Linked DNA regions of Homo sapiens: all the other regions are linked to region 1. Evidence: read pairs that join two places in POLR2A ChIA-PET (ENCODE). Cell type or tissue: K562. All regions are shown on one strand. Each heading gives the region's core, and the rest is flanking DNA. Links, peaks and the distances in the headings are about the cores only. Region 1 overlaps TFRC (transferrin receptor). Region 2 has its middle 23 kb from the start of ZDHHC19. Region 3 holds the start of LINC00885 (long intergenic non-protein coding RNA 885). Region 4 overlaps ZDHHC19 (zDHHC palmitoyltransferase 19).

What was found. Peaks named below come from ENCODE experiments on the same cell type or tissue, not always from the same donor. Only the 100,000 strongest peaks of a DNase experiment are listed, where the experiment ranks them.
Region 2: POLR2A ChIA-PET joins it to region 1 with 28 read pairs; 22 of 35 experiments call an interaction of 5 or more read pairs at or near these places.
Region 3: POLR2A ChIA-PET joins it to region 1 with 19 read pairs; 11 of 35 experiments call an interaction of 5 or more read pairs at or near these places.
Region 4: POLR2A ChIA-PET joins it to region 1 with 11 read pairs; 20 of 35 experiments call an interaction of 5 or more read pairs at or near these places.

What each region holds. Positions count from the first base shown.
Region 1 is chr3:196,075,509-196,081,460 of GRCh38, reverse strand. TFRC (transferrin receptor) reads left to right here. Exons shown (of 19, transcript NM_001128148.3): 2 at 4,339-4,397. The coding sequence starts at 4,362. Among named protein-coding and RNA genes, the nearest start is that of TFRC, 3.6 kb to the left of the region's middle. RefSeq lists an enhancer at 620-1,119. In K562, for the core only: no CTCF peak of the experiment used is centred there; a DNase peak (open chromatin) is centred at 2,290; H3K4me3 peaks cover 3,949 bases.
Region 2 is chr3:196,183,919-196,192,061 of GRCh38, reverse strand. No RefSeq gene overlaps it. Among named protein-coding and RNA genes, the nearest start is that of ZDHHC19, 23 kb to the left of the region's middle. RefSeq lists enhancers at 584-1,202, 4,299-4,917, 4,918-5,537. In K562, for the core only: no CTCF peak of the experiment used is centred there; no DNase peak of the experiment used is centred there.
Region 3 is chr3:196,136,807-196,144,949 of GRCh38, reverse strand. LINC00885 (long intergenic non-protein coding RNA 885) reads right to left here and starts at 2,314. Exons shown (of 3, transcript NR_034088.1): 1 at 1,950-2,314; 2 at 573-1,044. RefSeq lists enhancers at 4,351-4,410, 4,461-4,510. In K562, for the core only: no CTCF peak of the experiment used is centred there; DNase peaks (open chromatin) are centred at 2,259, 3,729 and 4,559; H3K4me3 peaks cover 2,165 bases.
Region 4 is chr3:196,193,568-196,201,683 of GRCh38, reverse strand. It overlaps ZDHHC19 (zDHHC palmitoyltransferase 19), which reads left to right. Exons shown (of 8, transcript NM_001039617.2): 6 at 2,810-2,895; 7 at 3,233-3,408; 8 at 3,959-4,232. The coding sequence ends at 3,389. Among named protein-coding and RNA genes, the nearest start is that of ZDHHC19, 14 kb to the left of the region's middle. RefSeq lists enhancers at 2,651-3,596, 4,983-5,082, 5,113-5,182, 7,306-7,435, 7,496-7,625 and a cis regulatory region at 7,238-7,897. In K562, for the core only: a CTCF peak has its summit at 4,887 (motif pointing right); DNase peaks (open chromatin) are centred at 4,933 and 6,870.

The DNA of each region.
Region 1 (5,952 bases), core at 706-4,705:
CCCCGTTCTCACTGCGGAAAGGGACAAAGCTGTCCCCGATTCGGTTACTAGCGTGTTACAGGCATTAATTAGATACGGGTTTCTGTAAACTTACCCTTCGGCTCTGGTACAACCTGATCTTGCCATGCTCTGCCTGTTCGCCTTGTGTGTGGATTCTGTTTTCTCAAGGCAGAATCCGACTGAACGCCGCAGGTGTTCACATTAAGAATATTGCTAGCAGTTCTCACTACAAGACGGGAGCCATAGGAGTGACTTATTTGTGAAAGATACTTGGAGATTAGCGGTGTGGTCAGAGGGCTGTGCTGGATTGATGGGCGCCGGAGAGGCCGATTGTGTCACATTCTGCTGGACAGTTCTTTTAAGGTTGGGAGGGTGGGTAAGAAAATACATTCTGATTCGGCTCTTTTCGGATAACGCTTTCCCTCTGCTTACTGCTTGTAGAGACCTCACTTACCCGGGGGACTGGATTCTGCAGCTTTTTCCATTTTCTTCCCCGTTGATAAGAGGATTAAAGTAGGAAATTGTATTTGGCTACCCCATGCTTATATGCTAAGCTTACTGTGAAAATTAAGGTTAGGCTGTCTAGAGTACTTGTGGACCCTGCTGGTTCCCCCCGCCCCCCGGCCCTGAATTTTGGGTTACAATATGCTTCTCAAGAAAACTCAGAGTTAAGATAATTTTTGTCATCGATTTTGCAAGGTTATATATAGCATAGCATCCTTCAATTTCCTTTGGATGTTCTTATCAAGTAATGGTGGCTGTAAACCTAGCCTGTGTTGAAGATTGTTAGATAGACAGCAGTTTGGCTAACTCCGCCCTAAGGCGAGGCAGTTACTTGCCTCTGATAATGTATTTAAATGTCATGGAGCAAGATTCCCAGCTAAACCTGAATCGATCACAATGCTAGTTAAAAATGACCCTCGGCTGGGCGCATTGGCTCCCGCCTGTAATCCCAGCACTTTGGGAGGCCAAGGCAGGCGGATCACCTAAGGTCAGGAGTTCGAGTCCAGTCTGACTAACATGGTGAAATCCTGTCTCTACTAAAAACACAAAAATTAGCCGGGCATGGTGGCTCACGTCTGTAATTCCAGCACTTTGGGAGGCCGAGGCAGGTGGATCACTTGTGGTGAGGAGTTCGAGACTAGCCTGGCCAACATGGTGAAACCCCGTCTCTACGAAAAATACAAAAATTAGCTGGGCATGGTGGTGCACACCTGTAATCCCAGCCACTCAGGAGGCTGAGGCTCGAGAGTCGCTTTAACCTGGGAGGCAGAGGTTGTAGTGAGCTGAGATCGTGCTACTGCACTCCAGCCTGCGCGACAGCGAGATGCCATCTCAAAAACAACAACAAAAAAACTCCCTACTAAACCAGAAGAGTGATGGGGACGGGAAAAGATTCCTGGTCCAATGTTTTCATTATATTTTTCATATCATTTGGAATCTCATGCATCAGGCATGCCCCAGTACTGTTAAAGACAATATTTTTACTCATTATCAGGTAGTTCAATACCAGTTATTACAGGATAGGGAAGTCAGTCAGAGAAGGCTTCATAGAGATGAAGCCTTGAGCTGAGCCTGGAAGAAATGAGGAGGACCTCAAGGAACAGAGAAGAATGTTGGTGGGTAAAAACAGGGGCTGGATTCTGTCTGATTTTGGAGAAAATAGAGGGTAGTGAAGTTGTTAGGCAGTGAATGTGTTCCATTTCATGGTTCAAAACGTGGGGCTACGTTTTGCCTACCTGAGCTTCATTATTAATGTGAGAAATTGAATTGTTGTTTTCAGTCACCATTGAGAACACCAAAGATAACACAAGTAGCTTAGATTATTATTTATTTATTTATTTTTGACAGAGTTTCACGCTTGTTGCCCAGGCTGTAGTGCAATGGTGTGATCTCGGCTCCCTGCAACCTCCACCTCCCCCAGGTTCAAGTGATTCTCCTGCCTCAGCCTCCCCAGTAGCTGGGATTACAGGCATGCGCCACCATGCCCGGCTAATTTTGTATTTTTTTGGTAGAGATGGGATTTCTCCATGTTTGGTCAGGCTAGTCTCAAACTCTCAACCTCAGGTGATCTGCTCGCCTCGGCCTCCCAAAGTGTTGCTGGGATTACAGGCGTGAGCCACCATGCCCGGCCATCGCTTTGTGTTCTTAAAATTAATTTAAAACAAGAAAACTTGAGGAATGATGGTTCAGATGAGTGTTAAAACTTGCAAGATGTTTTTTCCTAGAAAAGGATGATTAAAATTGGTTCAGGGTGGGGCCTTCCAGTTCTGGCTCTAATGATTGGGTCCTTACTGTTCTGGTGGAGTGGTAGTGATAAGCTTTTTGTAACAGAAGGGGCAAAAGATTGTGCTTCTGGCTGGGCGCAGTGGCTCACGCCTTCGATTTCCTTGGGATGTTCTTATCAAGTAACTAATCTTAGCACTTTGGGAGGCCAGGTGGGTGGATCACCCTAGGTCAGAAGTTCCAGACCAGCCTGGCCAACGTGGTAAAATCCCGTCTCTACTAAAAATACAAAAATTAGCTGGGCATGGTGGTGGGCACCTGTAATCCCAGCTACTCGGAGTCTGAGGTGGGAAAATGGCTTGAACCCGGGAGGGGGAGGTTGCAGTGAGCCGAGATCCTGCCATTGCACTCCAGCCTAGGCAACAAGACCGAAACTCTGTCTCAAGAAAAAAAAAAAGATTATGCTTCTAAGAATATGGTCTATTGCATATGGACACTGGTTTTTAAAGCTTGAATTTAAAAAGAATTTTTTGTAATAGGTTTTAGAGCTTTTTCTTTTTCTTTTTTATTATTTTTTTGAGATGGAGTTTCACTCCGTCACCCAGGCTGGAGTGCAGTGGTGCCATCTCGGCTCACTGCAACCTCCACCTCCCGGGTTCAAGCGATTCTCCTGCCTCAGCCTCCCCAGTAGCTGGGATTACAGGTGCCCACCACCACGCCCATCTAATTTTTGTATTTTTAGTAGAGATGGGGTTTCACCACCTTGGCCAGGCTGGTCTCAAACTCCTGACCTCGTGATCCACCTGCCTCGGCCTCCCAAAGTGTTGGGATTACAGGCATGAGCCACCGTGCCTGGCCAGAAAGCTTTTTCTTAATGCCAGTTATAATACCCTTTGCTTTACAATTTGCGTATACCTCACAGCTTGCTTTGTGCCGTGTGTGTTTAATATGCCCTAAGTGTACTCGTATATAGGAAAAGCTTTAAAATGGTATCCAATAAATGTCCATTTTGCAAATCTCAGGATAATGTCATTTTCAAGTATCTAGATGCCCTCAAACCAAATTAACTGGAAAATTCAGATTTCAGTTAAGGCCTTTAACTTAACTTAGGACTTTGATTACAGAGATGTATTTTGCTTTGACAAAAGTTAAGGTTAATGTCTTAAATTTCCAGAGATGATAACACAATTTCTATAACCCAGTAACCCATTTAACTTCGCTTAGATTATCAATTTTCAGCCTTGAACAGGCCACTTAGTTTCTCTAATAACTGGCCTCTTCATCTGTAAAACAGCGTAATCTGTGTTTCATGTTTCTTCTTGTGTCAAAGATCGAATCACTTGTAGGAACTATTCATTCAGTCAGGATCAGTATTTCTTCCCCTTCCCATTGGAGATGGTTTGTGGTATTTGTAGCATAACTGGTCTTGTCTGCCTTAGTCTTAATTTTGTCTTTTTGTATGTGTCACTTTCTTTTTTTTTTGAGACAGAGTTTTGCTCTTGTTTTCCAGGCTGGAGTGCAGTGGCGCGATCTTGGCTCACTGCAAGCTCCACCTCCTGGGTTCACGCCATTCTCCTGCCTCAGGCTCCCGAGTGGCTGGGATTACAGGCGCCCACCACCACGTCCGGCTAATTTTTGTATTTTTAGTAGAGACAGGGTTTCTCCATGTTGGCCAGGCTGGTCTTGAACTCCTGACCTCAGGTGATCCACCCATCTCAGCCTCCCAAAGTGCTAGGATTACAGGTGTGAGCCACCCCGCCCAGCAGTATGTGTCACTTTTGTCTACTCAGAACATAGTGGTTCGTACTTATAATTGCAGCACTTTGGGAGGCCAAGGTGGGAGGATTGTTTGAGGCCAGGAGTTCAAGACCAGCCTGGGCAACATAGGGTGACCTTGTCTCTACAAAAAGAAAAAAAAAGAATTATGTATATAACAAACTTTAAAAAGGATCCCACTTAATTTAGTTGTCATGTAAACTATGGTTAAATACCTTTTCTAGAAAAGTGATAATGTATTTTAAAAATTTAATGTATCATTTAGCCTGGTAATAGAAAGCTCACTAATCTGATACAGTAGTATCTTTCTCAATAATTCTCTATTCTGATACCTAGGTTCTTCTGTGTGGCAGTTCAGAATGATGGATCAAGCTAGATCAGCATTCTCTAACTTGGTAAGATATTTTCAGTTGTATTTCTGTGTCTGCAAGAATGTGAAATATACAAGCATGACTTTAACTGAGTAAGCATGAAATAATAACCCCAATCTATTATCAGGTATTCATTTACATTTGAATTGGTAGTCTTGAGGCATAACTGATCTCACAAAGAGTTCAGCCTTCAGTAGGGTTAATTATGGAAAGTCTTGGAAGAATTCTCAGAGTGGTTCTGGGTGTGGTAGACGGGGACAGCTTAGTAGATAAGACGAATTAAAGCCCTGATCAAAATGTTTTAGTAGGAGAAGTAAAAAGCAAAGGCTTGCGGGGCGCTGTGGCTCACGCCTGTAATCCCAGCACTTTGGGAGGCTGAGGTGGGTGGATCACCTGTGGTCAGGAGTTCAAGACCAGCCTGACCAACATGGTGAAACTCGGTCTCTACTAAAAATACAAAAAAAAAAAAAATTAGCTGAGTGTCATGGCGCATGCCTGTAGTCCCAGCTACTTGGGAGGCTGAGGCAGGAGAATTGCTTGAACCCGGGAGGCGGAGGTTGCAATGAGCTGAGATCACGCCATTGCACTCCAGCCTGGGCAACAGAGTGAGACTCCGTCTCAAAAAAAAAAAAAAAAGCAAAGGCTGAATGAGGCCAAGTGTGGTGGCTCACTCCCGCAATCCCAGCAGTTTGGGAGGTGAGGCAGGAGGATCACTTGAGGAGTTTGAGACTTGCCTGGGCAACATAGCAAGCCCATCTCTATTAAAAAAAAAATGAAATTTTAAGAAACATTGAGTAGACAGTATGAGTGAAAGCTGAAAGAACATACAAAAAAAACAGCCATCCAGGCCATGACGAGAAGGAGCCTAACTCTTAACACTCTGTCTAGACCTCAATTCTCTCTTATTTGTATTTATTTATTTATTTATTTTTATTTTATTTTTTGAGATGGAGTCTCAGCCTGGGCTCTGTTGCCCAGGTTGGAATGCAGTGTGCAATCTTAGCTCACTGTAACCTCCGCCTCCTGAGTTCAAGCGATTCTCCTGCCTCAGCCTCCTGGGTGGCTGAGATTACAGGCGTGCGACACCATGCCCAGCTAGTGGTTTTTTTTTTTTTGAATTTTTAGTGAGAGGGGATTTCACCATGTTGGTCAGGCTTGTCTCAAACTTCTGACCATAAATGATCTGTGTGCCTCGGCCCCCCCCAGAGTGCTGGGATTACAGGCATGAGCCACTGTGTCTGGTCTATTCTCTCTTTTCTGTCTTCTATCTTATGCTTAGTCAGAATTTCTGCTTATTTATAACTTTGTTTTATTCTTGCTCCCTTGCTCCCACCAACATCATGGTCTGGGTTACTGCATAGTATCCTGAACTGATTTGTGCCCCTAGTCCCAGCTACTCAGGAGGCTGAGGTGGGGGAATCAGTAGAGCCCAGGATTTTGAGGCTGCAGTGAGCTGTGATCACACCACTGTACTCCATCCTGGGAGAGAGAGGGAGACCTTGTCTCAAAAAAAAAAAAAAATTTACAAAAAGGGAGAGACTGACTGAGAAGACCAGTGTGAACTAGCCCTTGACTGGGC
Region 2 (8,143 bases), core at 855-4,854, 110 kb before region 1:
GGTGTCTCGGGCCTGCAAAGACCAGGTGTGCTGGGCTGGGGGCTTCAGGACTACTGTTTTTTATTTTTATTTTTTTATTTTTTTGAGACGGAGTCTCGCTCTGTCGCCCAGGCTGGAGTGCGGTGGTGCGATCTCGGCTCACTGCAGCCTCTGCCTCCCGGGTTCACGCCATTCTCCTGCCTCGGCCTCCCGAGTAGCTGGGACTACAGGCGCCCGCCACCACGCCCGGACAATCTTTTGTATTTTTAGTAGAGACGGGGTTTCACCGTGTTGGCCAGGATGGTCTCGATCTCCTGACCTCGTGATCCACCCGCCTCGGCCTCCCAAAGTGCTGGGATTACAGGCGTGAGCCGCCGCGCCCGGCCCATTCAGAGCTACTCTTGCACTGATCTCCTGCGATTCCTTGACTGAGTGACCAGGGAGGAAGGTCCATGGTCTGAGGACAAGTCCTGAGGTGAACAGGGCTCCAGGCAGGATTTATTCCATGGCCCATTAGTATCCTTTGGCTGAACCTGAGTCATGCTGAACCTCATCTGTCCCCGAGTAGTGGTGGAGGCATGAGGTCAGCAAGTGAAAGCACTGACCCCTGGGCAGGGCCCTGGGCTGTCTGGGCTGGGAGACTCCCCCAGTCAGATTTAGCTCCTAGATGCCTGTTCCTCAGCCCCTAATGGGAGTGGAAAGATCCCTCCTGCCTGCCTTTTCCTGGCAGGGCAGTAAGCGGCTGTGTAGGGAGCACAGGCCGGGCATCCGGAGAGCTGGGTGGACAGGTGGCTCTGCTGCCAGCTGGATGTGTGGCCCTGGATGAAGCCCCGACCTCTCAGAGCTGCTCCGATCTCAACGTGAAGTTGAAACCAAACTCCATGCCCGGCCGACCTCACAGTGCGCTTGTAGGATCAGAAGGGTACATGATGGGCCGGGCATGGTGGCTCATGCCTGTAATCCCAGCGCTTTGGGAGGCCGAGGTGGGCGGATCACCTGAGGTCAGGAGTTCAAGACCAGCCCGGCCAACATAGCGAAACCCTGTCTCTACAAAAAATACAAAAATTAGCCGGGTGTGGTGGCGCACACCTGTAGTCCCAGAGGCTGAGGCAGGAGAATTCCTTGAGATACGGAAGTGGAGGTTGCCGTGAGCCAAGATCGCGTCATTACACTCCAGCCTGGGCGACAGAAGAAGAAAGAAGAAGAAGAAGAGGAGGAGGAGGAAAAAGAAGAAGAAGAAAAGACGAAAAAGAAGAAGAAAAAGAAGAAAAAGAAGGGAGAACCTTCATGGACTTGTATTCCTTTTCTTAGGCCAGGTCCAGGTGGGTGTGCGGTGGTTGTAAAGGAAACAGTGAGAGGGTCTGACTCAGGCGTGGGGACCTGGAGGGAGAAATTCCCTTTCTCTTCTGTCTCCATTTTCTCTCCTTGGGCCCTGAGCCTTTTGCAGGCTCTGAATTTAGATTATCTGGGGGGTGGGGGTGGTGGCTCATGCCTGTAGTCCCAGCACTTTGGGAGGCCGAGGCAAGTGGGTCATGTGAGTCCAGGAGTTCGAGACTAGCCTGGGCAATATATTGAGACCCTGTCCCTATATAATAAAATAAAAAATTAAATTAAACAGGGCATTGGGAAATGGTCAAGTCCGAGGATGGGCCACCTCATTCTGACTCCCAGGCAGACGGCCCGGCTCACCTTTCTTGGGTGACCTTCTCAGCTCCCTCTCTTCCCCACCAAGTATCTATCCCTAGGGGAAGGAGCTGGCCAGACTTGGATTTGGGGCAGAGATGGGGCCCCCTCTGCTCCCAGCTGGCGGCATAGTCTGTTAGCCACCCACAGCCCCCGGCCTCAGAGTGCCCTGGAGTAGAAGCCTCTGGAAGGCCTCAAGGCCTGGTGGTGCCCAGCTCACTCTGAGCCTTTGGTGGGGGCCTGGGCTGCTGGCCCAGCTTGGCCAGGAAGCTCCGGCTGCCTTGCGCCCAATCCAGGCCAGAGAGTAAAGGGGGTTTGTTCCTGAAGCGGAGACCAGAAGTAGGCACACACAGCGCTCTTTGCTTTGGAGTAGAAGACTTTAAAGATTTGTTTTCTTTAAACATCCTGCTGCAGGAAAGAGAAGCTGAAAACCAAACATTCCTAAAACATGGATTTCAGGAGCAATTTGTTTGGTTTCCGTCCCACCCTGTTTCTGCTCAGGGGGGTGTCAGGCACTTGTCCCTGAGGTTGGGTGGAGGGTCCACGCCCTTCCAGGCTCACCCGTCCAGCCTCGGCAGCAGGTCTCCTCCGGCACCAGATCTAGCCTGAGGGCCCCTGGTCGTGGCCCGGCCCTGAGCTTGGTCCCAGGGGAGGGTTTGTACGCATCCACGTCAAGGGAAAAAGGAGGCCACTTTTCCTTTACATTAGCTGCACCTGGCACTGTTGACCACACCCTCTTTCTTGAAACCTCTTTTACTCTGGCCTGAGGAATCAGACATACTTCTTTTGTTGTTATTGCTGTTTTTGAGACAGAGTCTCGCTCTGTCACCCTGGCTGGAGTGCGGTGGCGCGATCTCGGCTCACTGCAGCCTCCGCCTCCCGGGTTCAAGCGATTCTCCTGCCTCAGCCTTCTGAGTTGCTGGGATTACAGGCGCCCGCCACCACACCCGGCTAATTTTTGTATTTTAAGTAGAGACGGGTTTTCACCATGTTGGCCAGGCTGCTCTTGAACTCCTGACCTCAGGTGATCCGCCCGCCTCGGACTTCCAAAGTGCTGGGATTACAGGCGTGAGCCACCGCACCCTGCCAAGGGATCAGACACACTTCTGACCCTCCTGACTCTTGGCTGCTCTTCCCCTCAGCCCCTACCATGAATCTTCTAGGTCCGTCCTTGGTCCTCATGCTCCTGCTACTGGGGAACCAGTGAGGTTCAGCATGACTCAACCTGCTTTTGGAGAAGTCACTCATTCCCTTGGCTTCAGCAGTGCTGGGCCTGCCAAGCCTCCATCTCCAGGCCCTCGGGCCCTCCCAGCAGCCCAGGCCTTGTGCCTTCATTTTCTATGATTGAATTTGAATTATTCCCTGGGGGCTCCCAGGTGTTTAATGTCTTTCCACGTCCCAATACCGGGAGAGAGGAAGCAAAGGTGAGAGGAGCCACAGAGAAGGAGGAACACCTGCTTGTGTGCAGGCAGTTGAGCAGGGCGGGGGGCCCTGGCTTCACAGGGAGGGTATCTGGGTGCCCCAGACCCGTCCCAAGCTTGGGGCTGGGATAAAAAATTCCAAAGGGCTGGGCGTGGTGGCTCACGCCTGTAATCCCAGCACTTTGGGAGGCCAAGGCGGGCGGATCCCCTGAGGTCAGGAGTTCGAGACCAGCCTGGCCAACATGGTGAAACCCCGTCTCTACTAAAGATACAAAAATTAGCCGGGCGTGGTGGCACGTGCCTGTAGTCCCAGCTACTTGGGAGGCTGAGGCAGGAGAATCGCTTGGACCCAGGAGGCAGAGGTTGAGCCAAAATTACACTACTATACTCCAGCCTGGGCAACAGAGTGAGACTCCATCTGGAAAAAAAAAAAAAAAAGTCCAAAGTGTGCCCCAAAGCTAGCCCCAACCAAGAGCGGGGCAGGAATTAGAGGGGCCCTCAAGCAGCCTCACTGGCCTCCTTGCCCCTGGGTGCCCTGATCCAGTGGTCCTGGTAGGAGGGTCCTAGGGGAGGGGGCGTTGAGAGGTGCTGGCATCCAGGGAGGAGCTGGTAATAAGATTGGGGCCTGAATGGGATGATAGAAATAAGAATTCACCTGTTCACACATTTAACAAACACTAAGTAGCCACACCATATCCAAGAGGCAAGGAAATAACTTTTTAAAGAGAATGTATTCATGCATAGTATAATTAGGTATTAATTTAAAATTACAGCCAGGCACAATGGCTCACACCTGTGATCCCAGCACTTTGGGAAGCCGAGATGAAAGGATTGCTTGAGCCCAGGAGTTTGAGACCTGCCTGGGCAACACAGTGGCTCGCCCTATCTCTACAAAAAAATAGAAAAAAGTTAGCCAGGCATGGGGATGCACACCTATAGTCCCAGCTATTCAGGAGGCTGAGGGGGGAGGATCACTTGAGCCCAGGAAGTAGAGGCTGCAGTGAGCTTTAATTTCGCCACTACACTCCAGCCTGGACAACAGAACGAAACCCCGTCTCAAAAATAAAATGAAAAAATAAAAAAAATAAAATAGAATTGCATGTAGGCTGGGTGCAGTGGCTCACACCTGCAATCCCAACTCTTTGGGAGGCTGAGGTGGGAGGATCATTTGAGCAAGGGAATTTTAAAGCAGCCTGGGCTTTGTTGTGAGCAAGACCCCATTTCTACAAAAAATCATATTAGCTAAGTATGGTGGCACATGCCTGCCTGTAGTAGTCCCAGCTACTTGGGAGGCTGAGGCAGGAGAATCGCTTGAGCCCAGGAGGTGGAGGTTGCAGTGAGCCATGATCATGCCACTGCACTCCAGCCTGGCTGACAGAGTGAGACCCTGTTTCAAAAAAAATAAAATAAAATAAAAATAAAACATTTTAAAATAAAATTGCATATATGTATTTTTAAAAGACTAGAGGCAAATTCATCAAATGCTCTTGGTGGCCGAGCGAGCGTTTTCCCGTTGGGGGGTCCTGGCTGTGGGTCTGGGTGGCAGGTCCCCTGCATTCTGGGCCCAGCTTCCCCTGCCTCGCCACGTGACTACAAAAAGCCCTTTTCCTCTGTGGGCCTGTTTCCTTATGTGTAAAATGAAAGCATGGAACCAGAAGATCTACGGCTCTTTCCAGCTCTGAGTTACACGAGGATACTCGGGACTAAGGATTTACACAGAGCTGCACTGGCATGGCGGGGACTGCCCATCCCGCTGCGGGCCTTGCCACTCACACCCTTAATACGACCACAGCCCCTCTCCTGGCAGGCTCCACGGAGGGGAGGAAGCGGCCGCCTGCCACCTGCCCAGCTGTCAGGCTCTGATCTCAAATTAGAATTAGGCCTCTCATCTCTGCTCTGTTTTGAATCTGAGAGGCCTCCCCCGCCCTTCAGCTGCAGCCTTGTGACCAGGAACAGAGCATTCTCTGCGGCCTGGAGGTCTTCATCAGGGAAGGGGGAAGCCACCCAGGCAGGCGGCTTGTATTGATTACATGTGTCCCCGCCCCTACGCCCCGAAGCCAGACACTGTGCTTGTGAGTTGTTACCTAGGTGATATTCATTCTCCGCTGCATCCCTGGGCAGGAAGCGGGATGCTCGCCTCTGTGGCAGGCGGAGGAGGTGAGGCTCAGCGAGGAGAAGGACACGGGGACGGCTGCAGGGTGGGAACCAGCTCTCTCTGCATCGCAGTTGAGAGCAGCTGGAGCTCATTGTCTCTCCCAAGGACCGAGGGGGATTTCCAGCTGCTGAGCTGCTTGCCAGGGACTTGCTTTTTTCTTTCACAGCTTCCCTGTTTGGTCTGCAAATTCTGTCCTTTTTTCCCCAAGCCTGGTCCCAACTAGGTGATGCCTCCTCCCCTCTTTTTTCTTCTTTAAATTCCAGAACAGGAGAGTGGGGGCAATTCTGTCCATTCTTCCATCCGGCCTCAGATTTTCAGGCAGGTATTCAAGATATTAAATAAAAAGTCAGCCGGATGCAGTGGCTCACACCTGTAATCCCAGCACTTTGGGAGGCCAAGGCAGGTGGACCATTTAAGGCCAGGAGCTTGAGACCAGCTTGGCCAACATGGTGAAACCCTGTCTCTGCTAAAAGTACAAAAATTAGCCGGGCGTCGTGACAGGTGCTTGTAGTCCCAGCTGCTTGGGAGGCTGAGGCAGGAGAATCGCTTGAACCTGGGAGGTGGAGGTTGCAGTGAGCCGAGATCGTGCCACTGTGCTCCAGCCTGGGTGACAGAGCAAGACTCTGTCTCAAAAAAAAAAAAAGTAATTTCTTATCAAATGCTATTGCTTTTCTATTTTGACCATTGATGTTGTAATAATATTTGTCAGCTGTTCATTACACTTGTTCAGAAATTCTGGAGTGTTGTGGGTTAACTGGCCCTTGATGGACAAGCCCCAATATCTAAATAAAATAACATTGTTGCAGTGGGAAAATGTGTTTTGACTATACCTTGGAATATAACTTAGTTGGAAATTGGGGCTGCCATAATTTTTACATTTTTAAAATTTTTTTATATTTTTGAGATAGAGTTTCCCTTTGTTGCCCAGGCTGGAGTGCAGTGGCATGATCTCGGCTCACTGCAACCTCCACCTCCCAGGTTCAAGCGATTCTCCTGCCTCAGCCTCCCGAGTAGCTGGAATTACAGGCGTCTGCCACCACGTCCGGCTAATTTCTTGTATTTTTAGTAGAGATGGGGTTTCACCATGTTGGCCAGGCTGGTCTCGAACTCCTGACCTCAGGTGACCCGTCTGCCTCTGCCTCCCAAAGTGCTGGGATTACAGGCGTGAGCCACCACACCTGGCCTTAATTCTTAACAAATTCAAATCAGCTACATCTTGGGTAGGATTCTTCCCCTTGTTTACCTGGCCAGTAGTCCGCAGCTTACGGGCTGTCCCAGGCATGAAGTGGGGTAAGGTCTGGGGCTGTGGCAGTGCATGAGAGGTGCTCAGTAATACCCCCTTGCTGCCCCCCACCCCGGACTGTGCTGAGCGCTCATGTCTCAGTCTTGAAACCCCAGTTTCCTCATCTGTGAACTAGGGTGACTGTCCTGGAGTTGCCTTGCCTGCCTCCTAGGAGGGCTGGGAGATACTGAGCAGGGAGTGGGAAGGACTTTCTATGCTGAAGACACAGAGTACAATTTACTAAACACAGGGCCCACAGCTCCTCTGGATTAATCTGTTTTCGAAGAGAGATGTCTCCAGCCCCCAAGTCCTGGAATCTTTGTAGAGGGTCAGCTCTGAGCTCATGGAGCCAGACCCTGCCCACCCAGCTCTAGAGGCTGCAGTTGCAGTGAGAAACGAATCCGCCCTCACCTCCTTCGCCTGCAGCCAGCCCCCCAGCACTCCGGTCTCAGGTGCTGGCGGGCGGGAGGTGAGGGCTGTGACGGTGGCACGAACGTGGCACTCCCGGGTGAGCGAACGCCACTTTGCTTCGGGTCCTAGGGTTCCTTGTCCCTGGTGTTCCTCCCTTTGTCTCCTGTACTCTGGGGGTGGAGGGCCTTGATCCTGGCTTCCCAGGTGGCTGGTGACTCCCCTAGGATGGACGTTTCCCATGGCCTGCAGTCACCACCCACCTACCTTGGACAGGGGCAGGTGCAGGGCTGCCCCTCTGCTATGCGGGGTTTCCAGTGCATAATAGCCTCTGGCCATGGCCTGGCAGCCGCCCCCCACCCCATTCCCCGCCCAGAGGACTTTCTATTTTAATAGTTAAGCATTTATTTAATGAGTATTAGGAAAAAATAGAGCTAACTCAAAAGAGGCCTGGACTAGAATGGAAGGATTTGGAGACAGTTTATTTATTTATTTATTTATTTATTTATTTATTTATTTTATTATTATTATTATTTTAGAGATGAAGGGCTTGCTCCCAGGCCGGAATGTGAAGGAGAGACCATGGCTCCCTGCAGCCTCCACCTCCCAGGCTCAAGCCATCCTCCTGTCTCAGCCTCCAGAGCAACTAGGACTACAGGTGCACCACCCTGCCCAACTGATTTGTTTAATTTTAATTTTTTTGTAGAGAGGGGGTTTTCATCATGTTGCCCAGGCCAGTCTTGAACTCCTGGCCTCAAGCAATCCTTCCACTTTGACCTCCCAAAGTGCTGGAATTACAGGCCTAGGCCATTGTGCCTGGTCCTAGAGACAGGAGATTTTTGTTTTGTTTTGTTTTGTTTTGTTTTGTTTTTGATGGTGTCTTGCTCTGTCGCCCAGGCTGGAGTGCAGTGGCTCAATCTCGGCTCACTGCAACCTCCGCCTCCCGGGTTCAAGCCATTCTTTTGCCTCAGTCTCCTGAGTAGCTGGGATTACAGGCACCCGCCACCACGCCTGGCTAATTTTTGTATTTTTAGTAGAGACGGGGTTTCGCCATGTTGGCCAGGCTGGTCTCAAACTCCTGACCTCGTGATCCACCCGCCTCGGCCTCCCAAAGTGCTGGGATTACAGGCGTGAGCCACCACACCCAGCCAGGAGACAGGAGCTTTTCAAATGGATCCACTCAAAGGAACGAGAAGGGCTGCGTGTTGGATCTTT
Region 3 (8,143 bases), core at 2,231-6,230, 62 kb before region 1:
TGAGCGTCATCTTAGAGGCTGCCTCCCACAGCAGGCGAATGAAGTATTAGAACACCCTCGGTAGCGAGTGCTGAGAGGGCCAGACACGGTGGCTCATGCCTGTCGTCCCAGCACTTTGGGAGGCCGAGGCAGGAGGATCACCTGAGGCTAGGAGTTCACAACCAGCCTGGGTAACATAGTGAGATCCTGTCTCCCCGTCGAAATTTTTTTGATTAAAAAAAAAAAAAGCGCTGAGAGAGGAAATCCCAGGCTGTTGCAGGCATATGAGAGAAAAACACCAGCCTCTGCCCGAGGACGCATGAGAGAAAAACACCAGCCTCTGCCCGAGGACGCATGAGAGAAAAACACCAGCCTCTGCCCGAGGAGACCAATGAGGGTTTCCCAGAGGAAGCAGCTCTGGGTTGAGACTTAACAGATGAGAAGATATCCCAGGGGGCCAGGGGGTATAAGAGCATCCCAGGGAAAGGGAAAGCAAAAGACGGAAGTGTGGGTTCAGGGGGCAGCAGCACGGGCAGAGCCTGGGGCAGAGGGTGACAGGAAGGTGGGGGAGAGCTAGCTCCGGGAGGACTCACCTGCTGTCCTCAGGTGTTGGTGCTTTATCTTGGAGGCACTGGGAAGCCGTGGCCAGGGTTAAGGGGGTGAGATGCCAGGACTGTGCTTTAGTGCTCTCTGCAGTTACTGGCTGGGTAGAGGAGACCGAGGAGCAGAGGTGGGAGGCCGGAGACCAGGGAGGAGGCTGTGGCAGGCATCCAGGTCAATGCTGGGGGGCTGGTCTGGGCAGGAGCAGAGGGAGAGGGAAAGAGGAGATAATTGGGAGGTCGATGTGAACAATGGGGCTTCTACAGTGCCGGCCCAGAGGGATGAAGTAGTTCGTGGGGTAGGCGAAGGGAGGCAGGGAGAGGGAGGGCCAACTGTGTGAATGGAGGGAGCGGCCCAGGGCAGCTCAGCGAGGCCCGTTGGCTGCACAGGCAGGTGGTGAGCGGGCGGGGTCTTGCTCCTTGCGGGGTGCGAAAGTTGGCAGGGTTGGGTGGTAACCTTGGGAACCTGAGAAGAAAGGTCAGGGTGGAGATGTCAGCCGCCATTTTGGCCCCAGGAGGTCCATCCCTATGCCCGGTTGATTGCTCTGCTTTGTGAACACAACCATGGCTCAGCCGCAGACCCAGGATTAGAACTCTACAAAAAGGGCTTCTTGGCTTGTTGTGGTGGCTCAGGCCTGTAATCCCAACACTTTGGGAGGCCAAGGCGGGTGGATCACCTGAGGTCAAGAGTTTGAGACCAGCCTATCCAACATGGTGAAACCCCGTCTCTACTAAAAATACAACAATTAGCCGGGTGTGGTGGCGGGTGTCTGTAATCCCAGCTACTCCGGAGGCTGATGCAAGAGAATTTCTTGAACCTGGGAGGTGGGGGTTGCAGTGAGCCGATATCACGCCACAGCACTCCAGCCTGGGTGACAGAGCAAGACTCCGTCTCAAAAAAAAAAAAAAAAAAAAAAAAAAAAAAAAAAAAGAGGCTTCTTGAACACTCCCCTCGAACCTACCCCGGCGGCCTCCAGAGCTCCGCCCATCCTCGCCCTTCAAAGTTAGTGGAAGCCCTCAAGGCCTTGAACTAACTGCTCGCTGCTGACCTGCCGGCCTCGTTGCCCTCCTTCTCTCTGTGGCTGTGGGCAAGTGACTCACTTCTTAGTCTTCTCTCTTGGAAAACCGGCGGCTGGACCAGCTGCTCCCCGTGGTCCCTGCCAGCGCTGGCTCGCCGGGATTCCATCTCCCCACCCTCTCTGGGTTCTCCACGCTCTGGGCTGTCATTGCAGCGTGGATCGTAATGCACGTAATGCAGTGTGACATGCATTCCAGCACCCTGATGGCCATGGGCTCTCCCTCGGCTCAGGCCCGCCCTGGGGAGCTGCGGAGGCTGTGTTGAGCTCAGCTCCTCATCTTAATTCTGCAAACCTGTTTTGAGGTCTGGTCTGGTTCCCAGCTGAGCACTCAGGTACTGTGGGTGGGGTCTCTTGGCCTGGGGTCTGCCCGGCGCACCATGAATCATCAGCCAGACAGGGTCTTTCAGAAGCGGGACTGTCCATCCCTGTTCTCCAGGCATGATCATGTCTGTTCATCAGAGATCATCTTTACGGAGGTAGAGAAGAGCTTCCGTCTCCGGGGTCACGTGTTGTACTTTGCACATCCTCCGTGGTGAGGTTCTTTTCTAGATCTAGCCCAAATCTTCAAGAAGGCTTAAAACAAAGCTGCATTTTAAGGGCTTCTGGGTGGAGGAATCAGATTAGATCCATTCTGCTCAGCTTTCTCTCACCAGAAGTGGGGGCTCCGCCCTCTGAGTGGGAAGGGACCCATTCCTTTCACTTCCCCGCTCCCTGGCTAGGTCAGCCCACACCTGGCTTGGGCCAGAGCTGCAGTTGCTGTTGGCACCCAAATGGTCTGAGGCTGTTAGGTAACAGGTCTTGGCCAGACATTCTGGTTCCGCAGGTACAGCCTACAAGTTAAAAATTGTTCTAAAAATGCAGGGCAAGCTGTCTAAACACACACAGGCCTGGGGAGGGGGGAGGTTGTGGGACAGAGGCCATAGTCAGTGGAGGGATGTGTTTTCCACAGGGACTCTGGGCTCAGAGCCCTGACTCCAAACCAAGCATCAAACTCAGGGAAGAGTGGCCCAGACCTGCTGCAGGGACGAGGGGCCCAGACCCGCTGCAGGGACGAGGGGCCCAGACCCGCTGCAGGGACGAGGGGCCCAGACCTGCTGCAGGGACGAGGGGCCCAGACCCGCTGCCCAGAGATAGGATTTGCAGCCCAACCCCCTCTTAGCTTCCCTCATTTCCCTCCCTTCCCTCCCTCCCTCTCTCTCTCTCTTTTCTTTCCTTCCTTCCTTCTTTCCTCTCTCTCTCTCTTTCTCTCTCTCTCTCTTTCGAAGGACTCTCACTCTGTCACCCAGGCTGGAGTACAGTGGCATGATCTCGGCTCACTGCAAACTCTGCCTCCCAGGGTCAAGTGAATCTCCTGCCTCACTCTCCCGAGTAGCTGGGATAACAGGCATGTACCACCACGCCCAGCTAATTTTTTTGTATTGTTAGTAGAAACAGGGTTTCACCATGTTGGCTAGGCTGGTCTTGAACTCATGACCTTAAATGATCTGCCCACCTTGGCCTCCCAAAGTGCTGGGATTACGGGCGTGAGCCACCACGCGGCTAGTCTTGCTCTTTGTTATTTTGATGTCTTTCCTCCAGTTCCATGCTTTTAGGCATCTCTAACCTTCCCCTTCTTCTTTCCTCTTTCCCCTCTTCTTTCGTTTCCTCTTTTCTCTCCCTTGCCCCTACTCCTCTCTACCCACTAGGTAAGGGGATGTGTTTTTCTTTTTCCCCTCCTTAAACTCAGCCCCCACCTTAAGCCTCTGGAAATCAGCCTGGTAGTGGGAGGCAGCCTCGGGCCCCTCCATCTGTGACCTTGGGGAATTCCTGTCACCTCTCTGGGCCTCTGTCAAATGGGGACAATAATACCCATTTGATCCTCTGCCTCACAGAATGGCTGGGAACATCAAAAGAGGTCAGTTGGTTCATTTGTTCCATATTTATTTAAGCACGTGCAATTTAGCCAGGCACTGTGGTGGGTTCTGGGGTCCATAGCAGGAGTGAAAGACATGTGCAGACTGTCCCTAAATCCGCTCATCCGAAAACCACAGAGGGCTTCGAAAAAGACAAACTCCTTCCCTCCCCCAGATCATCCGGGTGGGACTCTGCAGAGTCGGGCAAAGCAGGTGGGGGCGGCGTCTGTGTTTTGTTGGGTTTTCCTGTGACTTGGAGTCACACTCTGTCACCGAGGCTGGAGTGCAGTGCTGCAACCTCTGTCTGCCTTCTGGGCTCAAGTGATCCTCCCACCTCAGCCTCCCAAGTAGCTGAGACCACCACAAGCACCACTGCACCTAGCTAATTTTGTTGTATTTTTAGTAGAGACGGGGCCTCGCCGTGTTGCCCAGGCTGATCTTGAACTCCTGGGCTTAAGGGATCCTCCCTGCCTCGGCCTCCCAAAGTGCTGGGATTGTAGGCATGAGCCACGGCGGCCAGCCTGATGTCTGAGTGTTTTTGTTTTGTTTTTTTTTTTTTGAGATGGAGTTTTGCTCTTGTTGCCCAGGCTGGAGTGCAGTGGTGTGATCTCGGTTCACTGCAACCTCTGCCTCCCGGGTTCAAGCGATTCCCCTGCCTCAGTCTCCCAAGTAGCTGGGATTACAGACGCATGACATGATGCCAGGCTAGTTTTTTGTATTTTTAGTAGAAATGGGGTTTCACCATGTTGGCCAGGCTGGTCTCGAACCCCTAACCTCAGGTGATCCACCCATCTTGGCCTCCCAAAGTGCTGGGATTATAGGCGTGAGCCACCGTGCCTGGTGGATGTCTGTTTTTATAGCTCTGCAAGTGAGCCAGGCTCCCGGGCGTGGAAACAGTGTGTGCCTGAGTGAAGGAGGACAGGCTGGCAGGGCGACCGAGTCGGCCCAGGGAACCATTAGACGGGCAGAGGTGGGGGGCGGGGGAGTAAGTGGGAGAAGCCGGGGACAGGAAGCAGAGGGGTTTTCCTCCTGCCCCTTGCTGGGTCGGCCCACGCACATCTGTGTCTAGGCTGGCTAGAGATTGAAGGCCTGTGATGGATTCTCTTAAAGAGTGATAAAAGTACCACAAGGGAAACAGAATAGCTCTAACCATTTCTTCATGATAGGGGCTTTCTCCCCTCAGGTATATTTTATAGGATATTTTCCTCAAAGATTAGCCTTTCCTTATTTGTTTTGTCTAGAGGGCGATCCTAAAAGTGGGCCTAGGTTTTCCATGTCGTTTTTGGTGTGTGTAAATTTTTAAAAACAGGTTTTGCTCATTTCTTTAAATATTGGTGTGATATTTCATGTTTGTAAAGCAGTCACTAAGTTTGACTGCCTGGAAATTTTAATGTATGCTCGTTAAGAAATGATGGTCGGGCGCCGTGGCTCAGGACTGTAAACCCAGCACTTTGGGAGGCCGAGGTAGGTGGATCACTTGACGTCAGGAGTTCGAGACCAGCCTGGCAAACATGGTGAAACCCCGTCTCTACTAAAAATACAAAAATTAGCCGGGGATGGTGGTGGGCACCTGTAATCCCAGCTACTTGGGAGGCTGAGGCGGGAGAATCACTTGAACCCAGGAGGCAGAGGTTGCAGTGAGCTGAGATCGCTCTACTGTATTCCAGCCTGGGGGGCAGGGTGAGACTCTGTCTCAAAAAAAAAGAAAAAAGAAAAAAGAAATGAGCAGTAACAACAACAAAAATCCTTAATGCCTCCAACCTTGATGGTTTAGAAAGGTCTTTTAAAGTTTTTATTGGCTGGGCATGGTGGCTCATGACTACAGTCTGAGGTGGGAGGCTGGGGTGGGAGGATCGCTTGAGCCTCGGAGGTTGAGGCTGCAGTGAGTCGTGATGGCACCACTGCACTCCTGCCTGGGCAACAGAGTGACACCCTGTCTTTACAGAAAATAACAATTAGCCGAATATTGCGATGCGTGCTTACAATCCCAGCTATTCAGGAGGCTGAGGTGGGAGGATCTCTTGAGCCTGTGAGGTTGAGGCTGCAGTGAGCCGAGATCATGCCATTGTACTCCAGCCTGGGTGACAGAGTGAGAGCCTGTCTCAGAAAAAAACAAAAAACCGAAGAAAAATGTTAACAGTGAGTTTGTTTTTCATGTGATAATGATTTGAATACTCAGGCACTGTTGATAGCAAGGGCGGGAAGAAAACAGTAAAATTCCTTCCTGAGGGAGTTCACATTCCAGTTGGGGAGAGGTAAGAAGCCAAGATGACCAGATACCTAAGAACGCGTTTAGCGTGGCAGGTCGTGATGAAATGCTAAGGAGGAAAAACAAAGCAGGAGTGAGGAGTATGAAAGTCAGCCAAGGAGATGGGATTGGAATTTTAGGCAAGCTAAGCCTGGGAGTCCTCCTGAGAAGATAACTTTTAAACGTAAGTCACAGAAAACTTCAAATGTACGTAAAAGTAGAGAGAACAATGAAATGAATACTCATATATCCATCATCTAGTATCAACAAATACTGCCAATTTGGTTTTATCTAATTTTCCCCAATCATTTATTTATTTTTGTGTGTGTGCTGGAGTTTTTAAAAGCAAAGCCAAGACGTCACATGAATTTTCCTGTAAATATTCCAGTGAGCATGTAAACTGATAAGGGATTTTGAAAACATACATCTACCCTGCTATTACGCCCTCAACAAAACTAACAAAAATTCCTCAGTATCATCCAACAACCAGTCCATATCTTCATTTCCCAATAGGGTCAAATTATCTTTTCACAGCTGGTTTTGAAACAGGATAATAACACCAGGCACAGCGGCTCATGCCAGAGGATCGTTGAGCCCAGGAGCTCAAGGCTGCTGGGAACCACACTCACAACACTCCAGCTTGGGGGACGGTGCCAGACCCTGTCTCAAAAACAGACAGACAAACAGGATAATAAAGGTTAATTTTAAGTGGTGGCATATATTTTATGACTTTTTCTCTATTTTTCAGATTTTCTACCATAAACATGTATTGCTTTTATAACTTTTTAAAAATATAATTTTGAAAAAGAAAAAGATTTGGAGGAAGAGCTTGCAGCAAATAATGACAAAAGACAAGGTTCATAAATAGCTAATAAGACTGATAAGCTAGGCCAGGTATGGTAGCTCAGACCTGTAATCCCAGCACTTTGGGAGGCTGAAGTGGGAGGATCAACTTGAGCTCAGGAGTTTGAGGCCAGACTGGGCAACATAATGAGACCTCGTCTCTACTAAACATTTTTTTTTTTTTTTGGGGACGGAGTTTTGCTCTTGTTGCCCAGGCTGGAGTGCAGTGGTGTGATCTTGGCTCACTACAACCTCTGCCTCCCGGGTTCAAGCAATTCTCCTGCCTCAGCCTCCCAAGTAGCTGGGACTACAGGCATGTGCCACCATGCTCAGCTAATTTTTGTATTTTTAGTAGAAACAGGTTTTCACCATGTTGGCCAGGATGGTCTCGATCTCCTGACCTTATGATCTGCCCGCCTCAGCCTCCCAAAGTGCTGGGATTACAGGCGTGAGCCACCATGCCTGGCCACATTTTTTTTTTAAATTACCTAGGCCTGGTGACACATGCCTGTAGTCCTAGTTACCCAGAAGGCTAAGGTAGGAGGATTACTTGAGCCTGAGAGATCAAGGCTGCGGTGAGCTGAGATCGCACCGTAGCACTCCATCCTGGCAACAGAACCAGACCCTGTCTCAAACAAAAACAAAAACTGATAATGAGCAAAAAATATGAACTAAATTTTATTCGAGAGGAAGTTCAACAGTGAATAACACCACACTGTACCAGATGAAACTGACAAGATGCAACCATATCAACAGCACAAAAGCCCGTGCCGAGTTGGTTGGAAGGTACTCACATGCTGCTAGAAAAGTGTAAATTATTCCACTCTGGGGAGCAATGTAGCCATAAAGAATTTGGGGCCGGGTGCGGTGGCTCACGCCTATAATCCCAGCACTTTGGGAGGCCAACACAGGTGGATCGCTTGAGGCCAGGAGTTCGAGACCAGCCTGACCAACATGGTGAAACCGTTTATCTGGTAAAAATACAAAAATTAGCTGGGTGTGAAGGCACATGCCTGTGGTCCCAGCTACTCAGGAGGCTGAAGCATGAGAATCGCTTGAACCCAGGAGGTGGAGGTTGCAGTGAGCCGAGATCACTCCACTGCACATCAGCCTGGGCAATACACTGAGACTCCGTCTCAAAAATAAGTAAGTAAATAAATTAAAATTATGTATAAATATGTTGTCCTTCAACAGCAAAAAGAAGAAAATATCCAGCAAGAGAATAATGAAGAAATAACTGATGGCGCATCAGCTTGGTGGCATATCAGGTTGCCATTAAAAATTCTACTTATGGGCCAGGCGCAGTGGCTCACGCCTGTCATCCAGCACTTTGGAAAGCCGAGGCAGGTGGATCACCTGAGGCCAGGAGTCTGAGACCAGCCTGGCCAATATGGCGAAACCCTGTCTGTACTAAAAATACAAAAATTAGATGGGCATGGGGTGGTGCACGCCTGTAGTTCCAGCTACTGGGAGGCTGAGGCAGGAGAATCCCTTGAACCCGGG
Region 4 (8,116 bases), core at 2,985-6,984, 120 kb before region 1:
AGTGGTGCTATCTCGGCTCACTGCAACCTCCACCTCCTAGGTTCAAGCGATTCTCCTGCCTCAGCCTCCTGAGTAGTTGGGATTACAGGCACATGCCACCATGCCCGACTAATTTTTGCATTTTTAGTAGACCGGGTTCTTCCATGTTGGCCAGGCTGGTCTCGAACTCCTGGCCTCAAGTGATCCACCCGCCTTGGCCTTCCAAAGTGCTGGGATTACAGGTGTGAGCCACGGTGCCCGGCCAAGAGCTGTTGGTTTCATTCATATCTGAAAGCATCTTGCGTGGGAGAGGCAGGTACAAATGTATTGGTCAGTTTTGGCCCGGTGCGGTGGCTCACGGCTGTAATCCCAGCACTTTGGGAGGCCGAGGTGGGCGGATCATGAGGTCAGGAGTTCGAGACTGGCCAACACAGTGAAACCCCGTCTCTACTAAAAATACAAAAATTAGCTGGGCGTGATGGTGGGTGCCTGTAATCCCAGCTACTTGGGAGGCTGAAGCAGAAGAATCGCTTGAACCCGGGAGGCGGAGGTTGCAGTGAGCCAAGATCGTGCCACTGCACTCCAGCCTGGGCGACACAGTGAGACTCCGTCTCAAAAAAAAGAAAAATGTATGGGTCAGTCTTATGAATTTATTAAAGATCATCATTCCTTTAAGCATTTTTCTATGCCTCATATACAATCAACATTTTTCTATACCTTATATACATCTAATAAATAAAAATTTATTTCCCTAATGCCGGGTACAGTGACTCACACCTGTAATCCCAGCCCTTTGAAAGGCTGAGGTGGGAAGATCGCTTGAGGCCAGGAGTTCAAGACCAGCCTGGGCAACATAGCCAGACCCCATTCCTGCAAAAAAAATTAAAAATTGGCTGGGCATAGTGGTGCATGCCTGTAGTCTCAGCTACTTGGGAGACAGAGGTGGGAGGATCCCTTGAGCCCAGGAGTTTGAATTTGTGAGGACCTATGATCACTGCACTCCAGCCTGGGCAACAAGAGCAAAACTGCGTCTAAAAAAAAAAAAAAAAAAGGCCAGGCGTGGTGGCTCACGCTTGTAATCCCAGCACTTTGGGAGGCCAAGGTGGGCGGATCACGAGGTCAGGAGATCGAGACCATCCTGGCTAACACGGTGAAACCCCGTCTCTACTAAAAATACAAAAAATTAGCTGGGCGTGGTGGCGAGCACCTGTAATCCCAGCTACTTGGGAGGCTGAGGCAGGAGAATGGCGTGAACCTGGGAGGCGGAGCTTGCAGTGAGCTGAGATCGCGCCACTGCACTCCAGCCTGGGTGACAGAGCAAGACTCCATCTCAAAAAAAAAAAAATTATATATATATATACATATATATATATATATCCCTAAATTTTAAAATTCTGTCAATATATTTTTATTAGATTTTAGTTTTTCTAGAGACAGGGTCCCACTCTGTCATTCAGGCTGGAGTGCAGTGGCGTAATCATAGCTCACTGCAGCCTCGAACTCCTAGGCTCAAGGGATCCTCTCATCCCAGCCTCCCAAGAAGCTGAGACTACAGGTGCACAATGCCACAGCCACCTATTTTTATTTTTTTAGAGATGAAAGTCTCAGGCTGGTCTTGAACTTCTGGGGTCAAGAGATCCTCCCTTCTCCACCTCCCAAAACACTCGGATTACAGGTGCCAATCACCATGCCTGGCCCAAATTCCATAAATTTAATCAAAATCTTCTAAATGACTAATACAATACCAGTTTCTTTTTTCTGAGCCAGAGTGTCGCTCTGTCGCCCAGGCTGGAGTGCAGTGGCATGATCTCGGCTCACTGCAACCTCCGCCTCCCGGGTTCAAGCGATTCTTCTGTCTCAGCCTCCCGAGTAGCTGGGATCACAGGCACCCGCCACCACGCCTGGCTAATTTTTTGTATTTTTAGTAGAGATGGGGTTTCACCATGTTGGCCAGGCTGGTCTCAAACTCCTGACCTCAAGTGATCCACCTGCCTCGGCCTCCCAAAGTGCAGGGATTACAGGCGTGAGCCATCTCACCCGGCCAATACGTTTCTTTTACATGCTTTAAATACCTTAAAGTAGGCAGAATCTCAAATAGTGCAAGGATGCGTATTGCCCTATGGCAACAGTGAGTGGCGACAGTGAGCTGTTATGGAGCTGTCCAGACTTTTCCTCCCTCCAGTGAGTGCCAGCTGTCCTTGCATGGAGTCCTGGTTCCTTTGGTGGAGAATGGTGTTGAAAATCTCAGCCTTTGCGGCGGAGAGCGGGGACATGGGACACAGGGGAGTTGGTGGTGGGCAGAGATGCTGCTGGGCCACTTTCAGTGACAAAACATGACAGCAAAGGCTCTTGAAGTCAGGTGAGGCCCAGCCTGCCCTGTGGCGGAGAGGGAGTTTGGGAGGGGGTGAGGTGGATGGGTAGAGTGAGTGGGCGAAGGGGAGAGAGGAGGGAGAGAACCTGATCAAGGTCAAGAGTGCCCAGGGGACGACTTGGCCTTTACCGCATTGCGTGTTCAAGGCTTTTAGCCCAGATTTTCCTGGGCCATGTGATCATGGTTAGGGAAATACGACTGGGCCTTGCTCAACTGACCTTCCAGACAGTGACATTCAGTATCTGGAAGGAGGTAGCAGGAGGATGTGTGTGGCCAGTGGAGACCAAGAGGAGGAGGATGGGGCAGTGGTGGGGAGGTCCTTCAGTCTCCTGGCCTCCAGCTTGCTGGTGCCCTGGGCTGAGCCCTGGCTAGCTGACCAGCTCAGGGAGGGCCACTGGGCGATGGCCCAGCCATTCCTGCTGGTTCTGAGCTCCTCTTCCGGTTTCCATCCCCGACCAGTGCAGACACCTTCAGGGATACAACCCCTTCGACCAGGGCTGTGCCAGCAACTGGTATTTAACAATTTGTGCACCACTGGGACCCAAGTGAGTTGGCAAGCCAGAGGCCCAACTGGTGAACCCTGGGGGTGGGGCAGAGGTGGGTTCACCCTGGCTCCTTACCACAGCCCCAGGCCCTTACACTCACTGTTCCTGCTCCTCTGGGGTTTTCTCCAGGGCACTGGGAGCTCTGGGGCCTCCCTACGTCCTTGGCTCTGTGTGTTCCTGCCCCACTATGGCATACAGGGCTGCTGCATCCTGGATGAGGCTGGCCTCAGCTTCCTGCAGAGCTAAGCCCTGGGCCGTGTGCTTCCCAAGCTGAGGCGGGCAGGGGAGCCGGACCAGGGAGGACGGTGGCCCCTGCATCTGGCCTGCTGCTCCCCAGGTACATGGCTGAAGCTGTCCAGCTGCAGAGAGTGGTGGGGCCTGACTGGACATCCATGCCGAATCTGCACCCTCCAATGTCCCCCTCTGCTCTCAACCCCCCAGCCCCAACCTCTGGGTCCCTACAAAGCAGGGAAGGGACCCCCGGGGCGTGGTGAGGCTGCAGCTCTCCAGGAGGTAAGAAGCGTGTGTGTGCGTGGGTGTCTGTGCGTGTCGGGAGGGGGGTGTCTGCAGGTTGTGAGGGTGTGGGGGGAGGCCCCTGAGGTTTGGCTGACCCTGAAGCTGGAGCGCTCCGAGCTTGGGGGGAGGAGGGTTCTACACTGGAGGGGCGTTGGAAGCAGGGCCCAGGCCTCTAGAATACACCCAGGAGTCCCTGGAGTCACAAAGACAAATGGAGGATGACTCCCCCACTACATGTGCTGATGGGCCTCAGGCCAGTCACCTACTCGCAGGACTGAGATGAGTCTCGTGGTTTATAATTTGGCCAGGGGGTGCGGGTGGCGGGAGACTCTTTTATTTAAAGGAAACATTGACTCGAAGCCCCGTGAGACATGGAGGTGGAGCATCAGGAGGCCACCGTGGGGCTGGGCAACCCCTGCGCCCCGGGGCCTCTGCAGCACATTCTGTGGGGCCAGCCCGCTCCCTTTGCCTCCAGGAGCAGGAGACCTGGCACGAGCTGCGGGGCGGGGTCTTGTTGAGAGCACTCATGCCCCTGTTCTGTGTTTAGTTCCACACGGGCCCAGTGCTGCCCCTGCTGCTGCAGGAGCCCCCAGGCGAGGTTCGGCCTTCCTCTCGCCCCTGTGCACCCGGAGATGCCCACAGCACCAGCACCTGAGCTCACCTCCGAACCCGCCTCCTGAACCCGCCTCCTGAACCTGCCTCCTTACCTCCCACTTCCTGAGCCCTGAGTGGAAGCCTTTCTGTGCCTTGCCCTTTGCCCACTCCCCTGGTGGGACTGCCAAGACCCTCAATGCCCATTAAATACTCTTGCCTGCCTCTTACAACTGTCACGCTGCGCATGTCCGTCCTGGGTGAGGGCTTGGAGGAGGCTCTAATGGGCCGGGACAAAGACCTTCCGGGATGGAGGACCCAGGATCTGTGGAGGCCTGAGTTCAGGACCTGACACCACCTGGCTCTGTGACCTTGGACAAGACACCTAACATTTCTCTCCTCCTTAAAATTGGGCAACAATAGGCTGGGCGTGGTGGCTCACGCCTGTAATCCCAGCACTTTGGGAGGCCGGAGGCCACCTGAGGTCAGGAGTTCGAGACCAGCCTGGCCAACATAGTGAAACCCTGTCTCTAGTAAAAAATACAGAAACTAGCTGGGCTTGGTGGTACATGCCTGTAGTCCCAGCTACTAGGGAGGCTGAGGCAGGAGAATTGCTTGAACCCGGCAGTTGGAGGATGCAGTGAGCCAAGACCACACCATTGCACTCCAGCCTGGGTGACAGAGTGAGACTCTGTCTCAAAAAAAAAAAAAGGGCAACAACAACAACAGACAATAATAATAATAATAATAATTGCAGCAGTTGACTGGCCTAGCTCCCAGCTAGGGCTGGAGATGATGGAAGAGGAAAATCCACCAATGTCGGGGTGTCCGAGGTTGGGGAGCACCTGGCCTCTGCCCGGCCACACCTTTGTCTGGCTGCAGGGGGCGCTCGCAGCCCAGGGATTCACCAGGCCTGGCCTGGTCCAGCCCTGCCTCTCTGGAGCCTCTGGGGTGGGGTTAGGGCTGGCCTTACCATTTCTGGGGCCCTGAGGCTGGGAGTGGCCCCCTCCTGCCTGCCGCGTCCTGGGGAAGTGGAGGGGTGGGGGCGTTCTCCACCACGGCCCAGCCTTGCATCTTTCCTGCAGCTGTGTCTCACCCTGGTCCCTCTTTCCTGGTGGGAGGTCAGGAGCTGGTTCTGGTCTTGCCCCTGGGGTGGTCCCAGGCCCCACAAGTCTTCAGGCCCCTGGGGTTGGGGGGGTCGGGGGGACACATCTAACTGTGGCTCTGCTAGCGGCCAGAATGTGACCGTGGGACTGGGAATAATGCATCTTTCTGGAAGGCTGGCAGAGGCCGGAATGAGGTGTTTCATGCAAAACATCGGGACACAGGTACACGGTAGGCACACAGTGAGCGCGGTCAGTGTCATCATGATGATTTTCTCCACCACGCAGCTGACACACCACCCAGAGCTTCTCCAAGGACCACCTTCGAGACTGACCTGGGCCCCTTTCTTCAGGGAAGTCCCTTCTGCCAGGCTCTTCTGGCTCAGCCTTTCCGTGTCAGGGGAGGGTGGGAATTTTTATCAGGTGTTCCAGTGATTCTGCCACCTGGAGCGTCAAAATGGGCCCAAGTCACACTGTTTGCTTCCTGCCACCTTCGTATCCGGGTGAAACCAGGGTGTGGAGGAGGGTGGGGGCAGAAGGATGTCACCCAAGGGTTCAGATGAGCCACCCCCAGGTGCCGCGGAGGTGTGTGTGTCTGTGTGCTGGGGTGTGAGCGCATTCTCAGGGGGACGCTGGCCCAGCCCCTGTCCTCTCTACCGCTGGTGATGCAGGACGTCCCTCCAGATCTCCAGCCCAATGGGTCCTGCCACAACCGACCCTGCAGGCTTCAGACCCTTCCCTGTGCAGGCCCAGCCTCACCCACCTGCCTGGCATGGGCCACGGGGGAGGGGGTCCAGGAGCCTGGGCCAAGGCCGGGATGTGAATTATGGAACTGGCTGGTTGAAGAAGTGGTGCCTGCCTGGAGTCCCAGCCCACAGGGGCAAAGAAGCCCAGGCCCAGTATCTGGGGAGGCCCTGACCTTCCTCTGCCACCCTGTCCCTTAGTTCAGGACGGCACCTACTGGTCCTCGCCTCCAGGTATGCAGGGGACACACTCAGCCTCAGGCAGGGGCCTTTCAAGCCTTAAGCCAGCTGTGAGTCATTTCCCCTCACACGCTGGGCCTCAATTTCCCCACTGGGCAGACATAATTTTCCTCATAGTGTCAAAGGAGACCATGAACCCTCTGAGGGCAATGGCCTCCTGCTCTAAATGTGGATTCTAGGTCTCTCTGTCCCTCCCAGCCTGGGATTTCTTTTTTTTTTTTTGGAGACGGAGTCTTGCTCTGTCGCCCAGGCTGGAGTGCAGTGGTGCGATCTCGGCTCACCGCAGCCTCCTCCTCCTGGATTCAACTGATTCTCGTGCCTCAGCTTCCTGAGTAGCTGGAATTACAGGTGTGCACCACCATATCCAGCTAATTTTTGTAGTTGTAGTAGAGACAGAGTTTCACCATGTTAGCCAAGCTGGTCTCAAACTCCTGGGTTCAAGTGATAAGCCCACCTCAGCCTCCCAAAGGGCTGGGAATACAGGCATAAGCCACGGCGCCCGGCCCCAGCCTAGGATTTCTAAGGTTTCTTCAGGAAAGTCACTTGGATCAGGCCCCTTGGCTCCTGGAGGGTTAAGTGAGACTTAGACTGTCCCTTCCTTTGACTCCCCACCACTCCACACTCTCCCCCCTAAGCCAGGGGACCCCTCCGGGATTCTTTGCAGCCGGGCTGAGAGGCCTCGGTTCAGCTGCACCCACTTTTCCTTTCTGCCCCTTCCTTGTTTCTGTGGAATGTACCCTTGATTCTCAGATGCACCCCACCCAGTCCTTGACCCACTGATAAGGGGAGGGGTGTTATCAGAGCCCAGTTACAGGGCCTACTGTCTATACGCCCAGGAAGCCCTGCCATCTCTGCCTTCTGTGGGCTGGAGCCAAGGAGTGACCCCAGGCCTGCAAAGCCGCCAGGTGCCTGACTGTCTAGGGCTCCTCTGAGAGGTCCCCAGCTGGCCCCTAGGACCTGAAGAAAGGGGTTAGACCCTGGGATGGGGTGCCCAGGGCAGCGACCTCCCATCTCCACGCCTTTCCTCCATGGGCCTTCTGGAAGGCTCACAAGCTTCATGGGCATGTGGGGTGGGGCTCAGCCCCATCATTCCTCTCTGTGCCCAACTAGTGTGCTGTGGAGAAGTCACTGTCCTGTGCGTAGCCTCAGCTTCCTCGTCTGTAGGACTGACAGTCATAGCCACCTCCCAGGGATCACAGGATCCTAACTCTCTAGGAGAGGAAGGGACCCGGGCTGCCTCATCCAGCTGCCCCCGACCCCCAATTTCATAAGCAGGGACTCTGGGGCCCGGAGAGGGAAGTGGTTGCATCAGATCACACGGTGCAGCCAGTCTGGTGACTCTCGGGTTCCCAGGCCGCTGCCCCATCCCTGGTCCTGGGCCATTCCAGAGGAGACAGGCTTGGCTGGCAACCCCAGGGCTCTGCTCTCCAGCCCCTGTGCCTCAGAGCTGGGCTGGGCTGGGCACAGGCCCAGGGAACTGATAAGAAGGTTTAACTCTCTTCAGCCCTGTGCTGCCGGTGATAATGACCCCCTCCGCTGCCTCCCACTCAGCCCTGCCCTGCTCTGCCCTGCTCTGCCCTGCTCTGCCCTGACCCTTGGGTGGGGGCCCTGCAGGTGGCTGAGGGTGGAGCAGGGCAGGGACAGATGGGGGAAGGGGAGGTCACCGCACTGCAGGATCCAGGGCCCAGAATCCTAGTACCTCAAAGGACACAGGCACCTTGCTGGCTCTCATGGGCAGCTGGGCACAGTGCCTGACACCCATGCTCCATCTGGGTCTGACTCCCTTCTCTTTAGTTCTTAGCATGCAGAGGAATGGCTGGAGGGAAGCAGCCCAGCGGCTGAGGGCTCGCCAGAACTCCTGTACTAACAAACCCTCGATGGAGCCCTGCCTGGGCCAGGGCCTGTGCTCAGTGTCCAGGCTGCCTCCTTCAATCCTCACGACTGCTCTATGGAACTGTTATTCTAGTTTCTGAGGTGAGGAAACCAGCATGGAGCAAACAAGCAACTCCCCAAGAGGCAGAAGTGCAG